Linked DNA regions of Homo sapiens: regions 1 and 3 are each linked to region 2. The links are chromatin loops, found by intact Hi-C in ENCODE. Cell type or tissue: B cell. All regions are shown on one strand.

What was found. A loop is a pair of places that touch in the nucleus more often than their neighbours do. Peaks named below come from ENCODE experiments on the same cell type or tissue, not always from the same donor. Only the 100,000 strongest peaks of a DNase experiment are listed, where the experiment ranks them.
Region 1: it touches region 2 in a loop (2.7-fold over the local background); 2 of 110 quality-filtered maps call a loop at or near these places.
Region 3: it touches region 2 in a loop (2.6-fold over the local background); 2 of 110 quality-filtered maps call a loop at or near these places.

Annotation. Positions count from the first base shown.
Region 1 is chr6:132,496,194-132,501,193 of GRCh38, forward strand. The region is part of intron 2 of STX7 (syntaxin 7); the gene reads right to left. Among named protein-coding and RNA genes, the nearest start is that of STX7, 14 kb to the right of the region's middle. RefSeq lists an enhancer at 2,897-3,106. In B cell, no CTCF peak of the experiment used is centred here; a DNase peak (open chromatin) is centred at 2,568; H3K4me3 peaks cover 4,023 bases; H3K27ac peaks cover 4,737 bases.
Region 2 is chr6:132,352,708-132,357,707 of GRCh38, forward strand. The region is part of intron 4 of MOXD1 (monooxygenase DBH like 1); the gene reads right to left. Among named protein-coding and RNA genes, the nearest start is that of MOXD1, 46 kb to the right of the region's middle. RefSeq lists an enhancer at 1,664-2,863. In B cell, no CTCF peak of the experiment used is centred here; a DNase peak (open chromatin) is centred at 1,974; H3K4me3 peaks cover 2,786 bases; H3K27ac peaks cover 4,140 bases.
Region 3 is chr6:132,482,106-132,487,105 of GRCh38, forward strand. The region is part of intron 2 of STX7 (syntaxin 7); the gene reads right to left. Among named protein-coding and RNA genes, the nearest start is that of STX7, 29 kb to the right of the region's middle. In B cell, CTCF peaks have their summits at 2,261 (motif pointing left) and 2,466; a DNase peak (open chromatin) is centred at 2,236; H3K4me3 peaks cover 406 bases; H3K27ac peaks cover 5,000 bases.

The DNA.
Region 1 (5,000 bases), 140 kb after region 2:
TTCCAATATATCTGTTTTATTCACTTTCCAACTTTAGCCACACTACATCTTCCTCTTTCAGGTTATTATTTTAAAAAAAAATACTCAAATGCGAGAATTCACATTAGCACTAGTGGAAAGGCTTACTATGTTATTTAGGAGTTAGGGAAATTTTTATCTCAAGGACTGTGTTTCATAGCTATTCTCATTTCTATTCACCAATTTCCTTCAATACAAAATTTTGTTAATTCTGACAGGATACAAACCTCTGTGCCCCAGCTTTCCCATCTCCTAACACTTAAAAATAATACATAAGCCTTGGTGGAACTCTAGCTAGTCTTGAGTGTGATGGCTTCTTCAATTATGGGATTTTATGAGCATGCATTATGGATTCAGATATGGCAATCAGCCTCTTAACAAAACATAGAATAATCTTGTACCTGTTAGAAGAGTTTCGGGACTCTTAAAAAACTTTGGTTAGAATTATTGCCTGTTAAAGTTTGAAGAGACCATAACCTAGCCCACAGAAAATACACATGAGAAAACCATGTCTTGGAAGGTTCGAGAGCTTACTCAAGGTCACACCGCTATTTGGATCTGATTTCAGGAAATGTACATGCAATCACATACAGCTTGCTTGATTAGAAATGTTTCCGATTATCTCATTGATTTCTTTAGCTCAGCTACACTCTAAAAACTCTGATTCTAATCAGAGAATTGCAAAGTAAATCATGAGAAACCTATGACTAAAATGAATAAAAAGCTGTAAACATCAAATGTTGACAAGGACTTTGAGCAGCACAAACTCTGATACACTGGCTGTACTCATATCTGGTACAACCACTTTAGGACACTGTTTAGCTGTTATCCACAAAAGCTGAACATAAACATATCCTATGAGCCAGTAACCCAATTCCTTCACATACATGCACCAAAAGAACATATAAGAATGTTCTGGGAAGCATTGTTCATCCTAGCAAAAAATAAAAACAAAATCAAAAACTGGAAACACTACAACCAGTAGAAAGAATAAATAAATTGTAGTATGTTTAAATATGGAATACTATACAGTAACGAAAACAAATGACCTGCAGCTGCATGGATGAATCCCACAAACATAATGAAAGAAGCCCAACATAAAATAATTCTATTTGATTATTGATTCTATTAGATTAAAAAAAGGAAAATTAATCAATGATGTTAACAAAGTCAGGACACTGGTTATCTCCGAAGGGCATGAAGGGGTGTAAGCACAAGAAGGTTTTAGGGGACTAAGGAATGTTCTATTTCTTGACATTTGTGGTAATACAATAGAAAATTCATTCAGCTATACACAAATAATTTGTCTAGTACTCAATGTATACATTATACTTCCATTTTTAAAAAGTCTGAAAAAGCAAGCCTGTGTTTACTTATGTGATGTATTTTGATATATTGATTCTGCTGCTTTTAAAAACATGAGTTTCTCTGTGTGTTCTCAAGACATTTTTCTATGTTGTTTGTGTTTGGGCAAGGATGAATGGCCCTTGTGAAAATGCCTACTCTGGTTTACCTATATGATAGGTACCTTATACTTATAAACCCACAAAGGCTTGCTTATCCTTATACTATACATCACAGCTAGGAGTATGTCTGACAGAAAATATGGAGAAATGATAGAAGGTAAACAGGCATAGATGTTGCTAATAAAAATGTCACTTTTGAACATCTCAATCCAAAGTTTGAAAACTAAATCTAAGCCTTTCTAAGAGGCATGGTGATCTTCTAGACCTGTGATAACAAACGATTTTGTTTGCCTGCCAACTCCAGTCTACTGGGAATGGTTGCCTGGAGCCTTGGGTTGAAAAAGACTGGATGGCATGCTAGGCCAGCAACAGAGAATACTGTCTATGCCATGGGTAAAAGATGGAGCATGGGTGGCACAAGGGCCTTGTTGACTGTTACGGAGTCAACGCTTTCTCTCATAGGATACAAATATTTTCTTAATCATTTTAAACTGTCTACAGAGCCTGTAATAAAGTCATAGTTTGTTATAACTATTTACCAGTTTTATTATTTTAATATAATTAAATTTCTAATTTATTTTACATGTAAGCATTTACAATATTTAAATATTTTATGCTTAATATAAATTATATCATTATAATATGGTTTAAATGCTTTACTGGTGAAACAAATTCAAAAGACTGCAGATGGTCTTAAACCAAAAAAATGGTTTAAAAATATTTTTGACTGCCATTTTCCTTTTTTGGGGGTATAAACTAAACCATAAAACTTAATATTTTATAAGTGTTTATTTCATCAAAACTAATGTGAAAATAAACTTTCCCACTGCAACACTCAAGAAGACTTTAGCTTTAGTTTAACAGATGCTCATATTCTAATTACAGGTTACCTTACTTACAGCATCTTCTCTTTAGGTTTCTTTTGTAAAATCAGATAATTGTACTGACACAATTTCAAAAGTTGCAAATGTAGTGTGAAGAGAACCTAAATGTGGTGCAAAGTATCATTTTATTCAATCGCACCCAGTATTATTAGCATTACCAAATGGGGAAAAAAGTGAACTGAAATTTCACACTTCTGCCTTTCACTTCCACGTGATTTCTGCATAGCCCTTATCAGTACACATACTTGACAGTAGTTAGATTTTTAACAATACTTTATCTAATCTAAACTCCCCTTCATTTAGACATTGAATCTCAGAATTAGAAAAAGTACAGTGATGACTGGTTTCACTAAATTCATGGCCCCAAATCTTAAATGTATACTCAACACATTTGCTAAACCCCCTTCTTTCCCGCCCATTCTCTATCTGATGACCTTGCTTCCCATTTCATTTAAGAACAGACCCACTCAAACAGGAAATCTCCCATGTTTGCCCACCATGTTTCCATCTGTACCACACGTAGCCTCACCTCTATACGGTGGATGAAATGTGAACTTGCTAGTGGTCCATTCCCATGCCCTCACTTTCAAAACATTTCCTTTGCAATTATACGCTTACCAGAATTTCTCTGTTGCAGTGTAAAATGGAACCCTTTCTTTGATCCTCTTTCTACTTTCATAGCAGAGTCTGCTAGTTGCCTACTAAATATTGATTCTCTCATCCTTCTTTCTCAAATAGAATAATCCCCAATTTTAGTGAGCACACTGAAATCCTGCTAAGATGTTTTCAGCCTCTCTGGCAGCTAGGTGTAGCCACCTGATCAATGACATAAGCAGAGATGAGGAGAAAATCTGGAAAGTCTCTTTAAAATGGAAAGAGTGGGTGCTTCTCCTTCCCTTCCTCCATCTACACTTGCAATATGGCTATGAGAATGTTCTTTTCAAAGTCACCAGTTTACCAAATCCAATTATCTGCTTTTATCTTAGTCTCTCAGCAGCATTAGGGAGAGATAATGCCTCACTCATTCTTGAAACATTCTTTAATTTCTAGAAATCTACCACATCTTGATTTTTATCTTACCTCACAGGTCACTCCTTAGATTCTTCATGCTACCTTCCTGATTTCCACATTTTTTAATGTTCCAGGCCTCTTCTCTTTCCTCACTCTTACGTGATTACTTTACACCTATGGTTTTAAATACCATTTATACTCTGAGGACACTCTGACTTCCAAATTCCTGTATCTAAAGTAGATGTTTGATATCTCCACTTAGATATCTAAATGATATCTCAAAATATACTTAGTCAAAACAAAACTCTCCCCTACTTGTCCTGAACTGTAGTCCCTCCCGTTTCAGTACACACTTGCCACCACCTAGTCGGTTGCTCAATGCAAAAACTATGGAGTCATCTTTAACTCCTTCCTTCCTCTACCATCCCTACCCACATGCATCAGCAAGTCCCGCTGGCTCTACCTCCAAAACACACTCATTGCTTCTCTCCATCCCCACTGCCATCACCCTGGTGCAAGCCAGCATCCGAGCTCTCCCCAGACCTCTGTGATGACCAGCATACCTCCCTGCTATTCCCTCAATGTCTATTTTCTAAGCAGCAGCCAAAGTAATTTTTTCACAGTGTAGATCTGATTATGTCTCTCCTCTGCTTAAATGCCTCCAGTGATTTCCACTGCCTCTTAAAATGAAATCTAAACTTCCTGAACCACCTGCAAGGCCCCAGCTGACCCGCCAGACCCCTCTGGTTTCATCTCCTGGCACTCTTGCCCCAGATGCTGTGCTTCAGCCACACTAGCTTTTTCCCTTTTCCCTATTTTCTGAGTATTTCAAGCCCAGGTCTGCTTTTGAATTTTTAATGCTAGTTATTCCTTCTGTCTGAAATGCCCTTTCTCTGAATCTTCTCACTACCAGTCCCTCCTCATCCTCATTCAAAGACCATCTAAAGTAAAGGTAGCTTCCCCAGTCACTTGCTCTCACCTCACTTTCACTATATTTTCTTTACAGAAAGTTAAGTTGCTCATTATTTCTCCTTACTACACTGTAAACTACAATGAGAGCAGGACCTTATAGATTGTTTACTGCTACATTCCTACAGTTTGGAACAGTATCTAGCAAGTACTATGTATCCCAAAAATTATTTGTTGAATGAATCACAATAGAATATCAAAATTAAAACCCTCTTAGTCTGAACCATTATTCCTATGTTTAAAATTCTTATTAATAAGTCTGAGAAATATCTGACCATCCTTTTTCTGGTCACTGATAAGGAATCTCATTCCTCCTGAGGGAGGCAATTCTACCTTAACAACTTGGATTATTCAAAAGCCCTTCCTCCTTCTCAAGGTGAAATCTGACTACCTGTAGCTTCCGTACATTTGTGGAGGCCCCTATGTTCATGCAGGACATATGGCTTCTGTTTCACATATGACAGTGATTCAAACATCTGCAGATGGTGACTGTACCTTCACCTGCATGAACAGTCCCTGTCTTTTTTTTTTTTTTGAAATGGAGTTTTGCTCTTGTTGCCCAGGCTGGAGTTCAATGGCGTGATCACTGCAACCTCCGCCTCCCAGGTTCAAGCGATTCCCCTGCCTCTGCCTCCCAAGTAGCTGGGATTAC
Region 2 (5,000 bases):
TGTCTAGTGCTGTCAGTGGAGTATTGAAGTCCCTCATTATTATTGTGTTGCTGTCTATCTCAATTCTTAGTTCTATTAGTAACTGTTTTACAATTTTGAGAGCTCCAATGTTACGTGCATGTATGTTTAGGATTGTGATATTTTCCTGCTGGACAAGGCCTTTTAACATTATTTAATATCCCTCTTTTTCTCTTTTAACTGCTGTTGCTTGTTGCTTTAAAGTCTGTTTTGTCTGATGTAAGAATAGCTACCCCTGCTTGCTTTTGACGTCCATTTGCATGAAATGCCTTTCTCCACCCCTTTACTTTAAGTTTATGTGAGTCCTTACGTGTTAGGTGAGTCTCCTGAAGGCAGCAGATAGTTGATTGGTAAGTTCTTATCCATTCTGCAGTTCTATATCTTTTAAGTGGAGCACTTAGGCGATTTACATTCAATGTAGTATTGAGATGTAAGGTATCATTGCATTCATTGTGCTATTTGTTGCCTGTGTACCTTGGATTTTTTGTTTTTTGTTTTTGCTTTTTAAATTGTATTTTTGTTTTATAGGTCCTATGTGATTTATGCTTTCAAGAGGTTCTGTTTTGATGTGTTTCTGGATTTGTTTCAAGATTTAGAGCTCCTTATAGCAGCTCTTGTGGTGCTTCCTTAATAGTGGCGAATTCTCTCAGCATTTGTTTGTCTAAAAAAGACTATATCTTTCCTTCATATATGATGCTCAGTTTCACTGGATACAAAATTCTTGGCTGATAATTGTTTTGTTTGAGGATTCTGAAGATAAAGCCTCAATTCCTTCTCGCTTGTAGGGTTTCTGCTGAGAAATCTGCTGTTAATCTCATAGGTTTTCCTTTATAAGTTAACTGGTGCTTTTGTCTCGTAGGTCTTACACTTCTTTCCTTCATCTTAACTTCATCATAACCTGATGATGATGTGCCTAGGTGATTATCTTTCTGTGATGAATTTCCCAGATCTTCTTTGTGCTTCTTGTATTTGGATGTCGAGGTCTCTAGCTAGGCCAAGGAAATTTTCCTTGATTATCTCCCCAAATATGTTTCCAAACTTTTAGATTCCTTTTCTTCCTCAGGAATACCTCTTCCTTATTCTTAGGTTTGGTCATTTACCATAATTCCAGACTTCTTGGAGGCCTTGTTTATATTTTCTTATTTTTTCTTTGTCTTTGTTGGATTGGGTTAATTTGAAGACCTTGTCTTTGAGCTCCGAATTTCTTTCTTCTACTTGTTCAATTCTATTGCTGAGACTTTCCAGAACATTTTGCATTTCTATAAGAGTGTCCAAGGTTTCCTGAAGTTTTGATTGTTTGTTCTTTAACAATCTATTTCCTTAAATATTTCTTCCTTCACTTCTTGTATTGTTTTTTGGATTTTCTTGCCTTTCGCTGGTGTCTCCCTGATTAGCTTAATAAGTAACCTCCTGAATTCTTCTTCAGGTTAATCAGGGATTTCTTCTTGGTTTGGATCGATTGCTGGTGAGCTAGTGTGATTTTTTGGGGGTGTTAAAGAGCCTTGTTTTGTCATATCACCAGAGTTGGTTTTCTGGTTCCTTCTCATTTGGGTAGGCTCTGTCAGAGGAAAAGTCTACGGGTGAAGGCTACTGTTCAGATTATTTTGTCCCAGGGGATGTTCCCTTAATATAGTACTCTCCCCTTTTTTCTATGGATGTGGCTTCCTGTGAGATAAGCTGCAGTGATTGTTATATCTCTTCTGGGTGTAGCCACCCAGCAAGTCTACCAGGCTCCAGGCTGGTACTGGGGTTTGTCTGCACAGAGCCCTGTGATGTGAACTGTCTATGGGCCTCTCAGCCATTGATACCAGCACCTGTTCCAGTGGAGGTGGCAGGGAGATGAAATGGGCTCTGTGAGGGTTCTTACCTTTGGTGATTTAAAGTTCTATTTTTGTGCTGGTTGGCGTCCTGCCAGGAGGTGGCACTTTCCAGAGAGCATCAGCTGTGGTGGTACGAAGAGGAAGTGGTGGTGGGCGGGGCCCTAGAACTCCCAAGAGTATATAGCGTTTGTCTTCAGCTACCAGGGTGGGTAGGGAAGGCCCATCAGGTGGGGGCAGGGCTAGGTGTGTCTGAGCTCAGACTCTCCTTGGAAGGGTCTTGCTGCAGCTGCTGTGGGGAATGGGGGTGAGGTTCCCAGGTCAATGGAGTCATCTACCTAGGAGGATCATGGCTGCTTCTGCTGAGTCATGCAGGTTGCCAGGGAAGTAGGGGAAAACCAACAGTCACAGGCCTCACTCAGCTCCCACACAATCTGAAGGGCTGGTCTCCCTCCCATCATGCCCCTCCCCCAACATCCTGTTTCCAGGCAGTAGATGAGCACGGCTTGAGAACTTGCCCCAGACTAGCCACTTCCCAGGTGCAGAAGAAAAAGGATTTGGTTCTTCCCTCACCCGTGGAGTCTGCACACCAGATTCGTGCCCTTCCCCAGGTTCTGGCCAGGAGGCTTCTTGCTGGATTCAAATTGTTACAAAGTTCAGCTGGGGACTTCCTTCTCCCTGTGGCATTTTACCCTGTGCCTCTGGTCACCCTCCCAAAAGATCCCTGTGGTACCAAGCAGGGATGGCATGCTTAGGGACCCAGTGAGCTCCCAGGTCCTTTCCCACTGCTTCCTCTATCCCTGTATTTTGCTCAGCTCTCTAAATTGACTCAACTCCAGGTAAGGTCAGAAAGTTCTCCCACAAACTAGACCTTCAGGGGTTGGAGTCTATCACCATTCTCCGGTATGTAGGCTGGGCCTGCTTCTTATGGCAGGAGCAATGGCGTGCTAATCCCAAACCAAGCCTCAAGTGGCCTTACAGTTTCTACTCTCTCTTTTGGAACTGTGCCATCACCATTTGAACAAGCCCAGTCTAGACTTCTAGAGAACAAGATACTATAAAGGAGAGCCCACTTGTTCAGCTGAGGCCTCCTAGACCTGCTTACAACCAGCTGACTCCCAACAAGAAGAGAGAGCCCAGGCACTATTAGAAAGCTGCATACCCAACCCAAGCTGGTTACATACCTGTTTGTAGCCCAGCTACAAACAGAAGAACCACCAAGCTGACTTGTAAACTATAACATGTGCTTCTTCATTTAAAGCTTATTTAAAGTTGTTGAACTTTGGGTTGGTTTGGTTCACAGAAATAGCTAACCAATAAAAATGAATAAAAAATTCTGGTATGTTCAGAAAATGAAATTCAAAGATGAAAATGAACACATTATTTTCTACAAACAACATGGCCAACTTGCACATCCCGTTCGGCAAAAAAAGCCAGACACAGAAGAGCACTAGCGTTTCTGTCTACCTACAAAAAATTCACAACAGGCAAAATTAGTAAAGAGTGATTTAAGTCAGCAAACTGGTGACCTCTGGGGACAGACAGTACCTGGGAGGGGACGCAAAGGACGCTTCTGAGTTGATACTCTATTCTTGATCTTGATTCTGGTTTCATGAGTCAGTTCACCTTATGAAAATTCAATGAGTTTTATACTGTTTGTGCACTTTTATCTAGGCAATTCAATAAAAGAATGTTTTAAAAAGAAATCGGTAAAGGGTTGAACAGCAAACTGACAGAAGAGAGCATAAAAAGAGCATAAGCCTCACTAGTAGTCTAAGGAAAGCAAGCCAAAGCAATCAGAAATATTAGTTTTCATCCATTAACAGGCAATAAATTTAAAAGACTAAAATATCCAGTGCTCAAGAAGGGATGAGAAAATATTCACATACAGCTAGTGTGTGAATTTTATAAAGTAATCTGACAAATATATTAAAGTTTGAAATACATGTAATCTTGATTCAATCCATTTAGCAATCTAGCGTATAGGAATGAAACCACCAATACATAACGATATACTTACAAGAACATTTACTGAAGCAATGTTTATGGTAGCAAAAAGCTTACAACATCTTGAATGTGCATCAAAAGTGTATGGCTGCAAAAATTATGGTTTATACATAATAGGAGATTAAATTATGTAAACATTAAAAATAATGTGTTATAATATTTTGTCCAGTAATGATGAGGGCATTAATTTGAAAAGCAAAATTCAAAGTAATAGATATAGAGTGATCCTAATTTGTTTACAAATAAAAGAGATTAACCCAAAAAAATCCTATATAAATGTTGTAAATGTTTTCTTCAGCATAAAGTTTTAGAAAAATACAAATAAATCTGTTAGCATTAGTCACCTCAGGAAAGTAGAATTTGGAGAAAGAGGGCACTACTACTTTTTATTTTATATATTTTTTACTTTTTTACTTATTATGAGAAGTATATATTACACTGGAAATGAAACAAATACACGTTAGAAAATATTCTCATATTAGAAAATAAAGTGTTCTCTAGAGAAAAAAACTCCTTAATCTTTCAAATGATGAGAGATAAAAACTCAACAGTTGTGACCTCTTTGCAAGATTGTTAAAAGCCAGTCCAGAAGCACATCATATCACATATGAATTTTATCTGATTATTAATTCAAGCTGAAGAAGAAATAAATTATCCCATAAAATATCTCTTAGCACTTGGAGTAAATATAGTTTGAAAAAAATGTGACTGAACTAACAATCTTTTGGAAAATTCTATTTGCTATATGAGTGGAAAATATTACTCAGAGTACTGACATTTCCTGTTTACCACTGAAAAAAGAACTTAGTTCTCTAACCTTGTAAATGTAATTCAACTGTGAATCTTACAAACACTTACAATAAGAGTTTGCCTTACTAAACAAATCAGGTTCATCTGGCAGTCCAGTTCTTAAAGGAACTAAACTTTATCTTAAAAGGAAGTATAGAAATAAAAAGGAAAGATAGTAAAAGTAATGAATTCCAAGTTATAAAGGAACTAATATACCATATAAAAATCTAGTTAAATATAAATATTTCAATTTTTCCCTCTTTTAAATGTCTCAGAAAAGTCAATGAAATCAAAGTGAGTGTCCAGCTGTTCTAAATTACTGGATAATAATATCCAAGTAATTTAGAGCTTTTTGAAAAGCTTTAAAAA
Region 3 (5,000 bases), 130 kb after region 2:
ACTGGGAAGATCAAAACGTACGTAAGAAATAATATATATTTCTAAAACATACAGCATAAATAAATGGAGAGTTAAGAAAGGTAGTTATGCCCATTTATTATTCATTCATTGATTCACTCGACAAACATTTACTGGGCATCTGCTACGTACCAGGCACAGCGAGAGGGCTTCTGAACGTGAACATTAATTTGGTTGCATTCCTTTAAATTGAGCAGGTCTACACTTGAGGATCAATTAAAGGCATCATCTGATCAGGTGATAAAGGGCTTATAGGAACATAAATCTGAAACTACTAAATCAAATTTGGAAAAAATATTATACGGTATTAGTTCAATCCTATTTTATAAACAAAGAAGTTGAGAACCAGACAGAATAACTTGTTCCAAAAACTATAGCTATTTAGTACAAGAGCTAGGGTTAGAATGTAGATTTCTTGGTTTTCAAAAAACTTTTTTCAATGTGCTAAAAGGACTGAAAGTAAAAGATGTTAAAACACATTATTTCATAATCCAGGTGTGTGACAGTTGACAAAGCAAACAAAGAAAAAATAAGTGTGTCTAGATTGAAGAAGTAATTTGAAGGAGTTGAATTGAGATGTTAGATGTTTCCAGCAGTGCTCAAAGTAAGTTTAGGTCTGGCAGTGGATCACAAGGATCCTTCTTCCCAGCTGAAAGTGATCAAGGAAGAAACGCCTGCTCTTTCTCTGGGTTTTATGAACTGCCAAGATTCCACAGACTTGATTTTATATACTACTAGCATTAGCCTCCTACACCAGGGTCAACAAATTATGGCCCGTAGAGCCTGAAACCTGGTTTTGTACAGACTTCCAAGCTAAGAACTGTTGCTACAGTTTTAAAGGGTTAACAAAAAAGAAAAAAAAAAAGAAAATGAAAGAAAGTCTAAAAGAATCTGCCCTTTACAGGGAAAGTTGGCCAGTCTTTGTCCTCAGTTATTAAAAATTACTAAAACCTTGTATTTAAAAACTCAACTTGGCATGTTATTTGAATGTACTGTCATCCTTCACTATCCCTAGAGGATTGGTTCCATGCCTCCCTCCATCCACCTCCCAAAGACAACAAAATCTGCAGATGCTCAAGTTTCTAATATAAAATGGCATAGTATTTGCATATAACCTATGCACATCCTCCTGGAAATCACCTCTACACAACTTACAATACCTAATATATAATAAATGCTATGTAAATTGTTATAGTGTACTGTGTTTTATTTTTAAAATTTTTCTGAATATTTTTGTTCCATGGTTAGTTGAATCCATGCAGAATCCATGGAAAAGGAGGGCCTACTGCAGTCACTGCATTAAGTCTATCTAGTAAAATATTTAACAATGTCACAAAATTTCCATTGAACATGCATGTACACTGAGTTGAAGTTCTTTGATTCTCAGAATATGCTATTCACCCATCATAGGTGCTGGCTTGAGTACCTCATTTTCATCTGCTGCTCTTATACTAATTTAGAAACAAAACACTTTTTCATTGTTTTGGATGAGCATTTTTATAGCATATTTGCTGCAAAAATATTGTTAGCACTCTATCATGTTATTACTCTCTGGTTTTTGGCCATCTCCTAAGTTCTTCCCCTTCTAGAAGGTATGGATAGTAGGATATGTGGTTCACAGGATCTTCTGCGACACCCCAATTGACCATGTTCAAAAATGCTTGAGAAAAATAAGCTTAGAGAAAGGGAGATAAGAGGTTTCTAGTCAGATGACAAGCAGTATGGTGATCTGGAAAAATAAATAATCCTCCTACTTTCTCCCAAGTCCAGTCTGTAGGATTTCACTTCATTATCTAGCCTTAGGTGCTATGAATTTATAGGACAGTCATCTTCTATTTTGATTGGCATAGGTCCAATTAAAGAAAAAAACTCATGAAACAAGCCGCAGTCTTTCCAACCATAAAAAGAATTAAGAATAAACAGTTTCTTGAAGAAAAGTTCATCTAATGCATACAGGTAGGATTAAATCAACATGTGTCTCTACGAGAATACAAAGAAAAAATTATTTTTGCATTATCTACAATTTTGAACTATCTGTACCACTACTCACTTCCACAGACGTGACTTCAAAGAGTATGTTACATTTTTCATAACAGAAAAATAATACCATTTCCTACACATCCGAAAAAGATGCACTACTGGGTCATCAAAAACAAAACAGTGTCCCGTTTCTGGCTCTTCTACAGCAATGAAGATCCATTCTGTTCCACGTGGGTCTGCTGCCATCTAGTGGATTATTTAAGAAAAAAGCTTTACAGTAAAGAATAGTTTGTCATAAAATTGTAGGCTGAATTTGGTATCAGGGGCTATTAATACATAATGTTACCACCCGTCAGACTTCACCAGCAAATGGATGCTGTCTGACAAATGAGACTGGCCAGGCTGTGGCGGCATGGCAGATCAACCTAACACACACACAGAGTACCTTTAAAGAACTGTCTCCAAATAACTAAGAATAGCTATCTTCTCTTTTAGCAGAAAACATCTGTTTTCAACGTAAAATAACCAACTTGTAACAGCCAAACATAGAAAAAAAAATAATGGTTAGTAAAATCCCTGGACAGGTGATTTTGAGATTCCAACACAGACTCAGCCACATCACACTGAGGAAGAAGTACAATTGAAGGCTGACCAGCAAGTAGAGTTGGAGCCAGACAGCCTGATATCTCACTTCTTCCTGGCTGCTGACCCTGGGCAATTTACCTAATGTCTCCAAGCTATAATTGCTTCAACAGTGAGAAAGCACCTATTTCTCAGCTGTCATAAACTTTAACCGAGAACAATATAGGTAGGCACCGTGTACTGGATATAGTAAGCGCTCAACAGAGTCTGTTGTTCTCTTGAAGGTCAGAAATGAATAATAGGAATATTCTTATTAACGTTTTTTATTTAAATGCCACTTTATTGAGGTACAACTGACAAAGCGCATAAACTATAGTTTTACAAGTTTGGACATATGTGTACATCTGTAAAACCATCATCACACTTAAGACAGTTATTAGATTCTTCACCCTCAAAAGTTTCCTTGTTGTAGTTTGCAATTTCCTCCCTCCTGCATATCTGTTCCTTCCCCCCTCCATCACCAAGCAATCACTAATATGCTTTCTGTTGCTTTCTGTATTTTGCATTTTCTAAAGTTTTATATAAATGTAATCACAGAGTATTTATTCGTTTTTGAAAAAGGATGGTGTCTGGCTTAAGTTAGCCTAATTATTTTATGATTCATCCATGCTGTGTATATCAATAGTGCATTCCTTTTATTGCTGAGTATTCCACTGTATGATACAACACTATTGATGGACATTTGTGTTGTTTCCCGTTTTTGTCCATTACAAATAAAGCTCCTATAAGTATATGCCCTACAAGTCTTTGTATGGGCATATATTTAATTTTTGTGTGTGGATAAATAGAAGTAGAACGGCTGGATAGTATGACAGGTGTTACATTTAGCTTTCTTAAATCAGTCAAACTATTTTACAAAGTGATGCCACTTTACACTTCCACCTGCAGTGTATGAAAACTTCTGTTCCTCTACATCCTCTCCAGCACTTGGTATGCTCCGTCTTTTAAATTTTGCCAAATAGGTTAATAGTGGTATCCGTGCTTTTAATTTGTATTTTCCTAATAACTAATGATGTTGAACATCTTTTTATGTCCTATTTGTCATCTGTATATCTTCTTTGTTGAAGTGTCTGTTCAAATAACAATATTGTCTTCTGATCCATGATCAAGGTATATCTTCCCAATTATATAAGCTTTCTTTAATTTCAGCAATATTTTGTACTGTTCAGTGTTCAAGTGTTTCACTTATATTGCCTTCTAAGTATTTCATAATGTTTGATGTTATTGTAAATGCCAGCTTTTTAAATTTCAAATTTTTATTTTGATTGCTCATTGCCAGTATAGAGAAATACAATTTATTTTTGTACATTGATCAGATACTTACTAAATTGACTTTTTTATTCTAGCAGGCTTTTTTAAATTGTAGATTCCATCAGATTTTCTACATAGACATTTATGTCTGTGAATACAAATGGTTTTAATTCTTTTTTTCCTAATGTGAAGTCCTTTTATTTGTTTATATTATCCATCTGCACTAGATGGATCCTCTAGTACAATTCTGAATAGAAGTGGTGAGGGCAAGACATCCCTGTCTTGTTCCTGATCTTATAAAGGAAAGCATTCTGTCTTTCACCATTAAGTGTGACACTCTGTAAGTTTTCATAGATGATCTTTTGTCAGGTTAAAGAGCTCACTTCTACTCCTAGTTTACTGAGAATTTTTGTTAGGAATGGAAGTAGAATTTGTCAAATGCTTTTTCTGCATCTATTGAGATGATTATATAGGTTTTCTTTTTAAGTTTGTTAACATAATGAACAATATTTATTGCTCTTTCAGTATTAAACCAACCCTGAATTCCTGGGATATACTCCACTTGTTACATCCTTTTAAAATATTGGTGATTTGATTAGTTAAATTTTGTTTAAATTTTCTGCATTTATGTCATGAGATGAAATGGATGTGTAGTGTTTTTTTCTGGGTTTTTTTTTTTTTTTTTTGAGACAGAGTCTTGCTCTGTCATGCCCAGCCTGGAGTGCAGTGGCGTGACCTCAGCTTACTGGAACCTCCTGCTGCCAGTTCAAGCGATTCTCCTGCCTCAGTCTCCCAAGTAGCTGGGATTACAGGTGCCCGCCACCATGCCCAGCTAATTTTTTGTACTTTTAGTAGAGACAGAGTTTCACCATATTGGCCAGGCTTGTCTTGAACTCCCGACATCAGGTGATTCGCCAGCCTCAGCCTCCCAAAGTGCTGGGATTACAGGCATGAACCACTGCACCCAGCCTAGTAGTGTTCTCTTCTTTTACTGTCTTTATCTGGTTTCAATATAAGGATTATGCTGACCTGCTAAAACGAATTCTTCAATTTTTTGGAACAGTTTGTGTACAATTAGTTAAATATTTGATAGATTACATTAGTGAAGA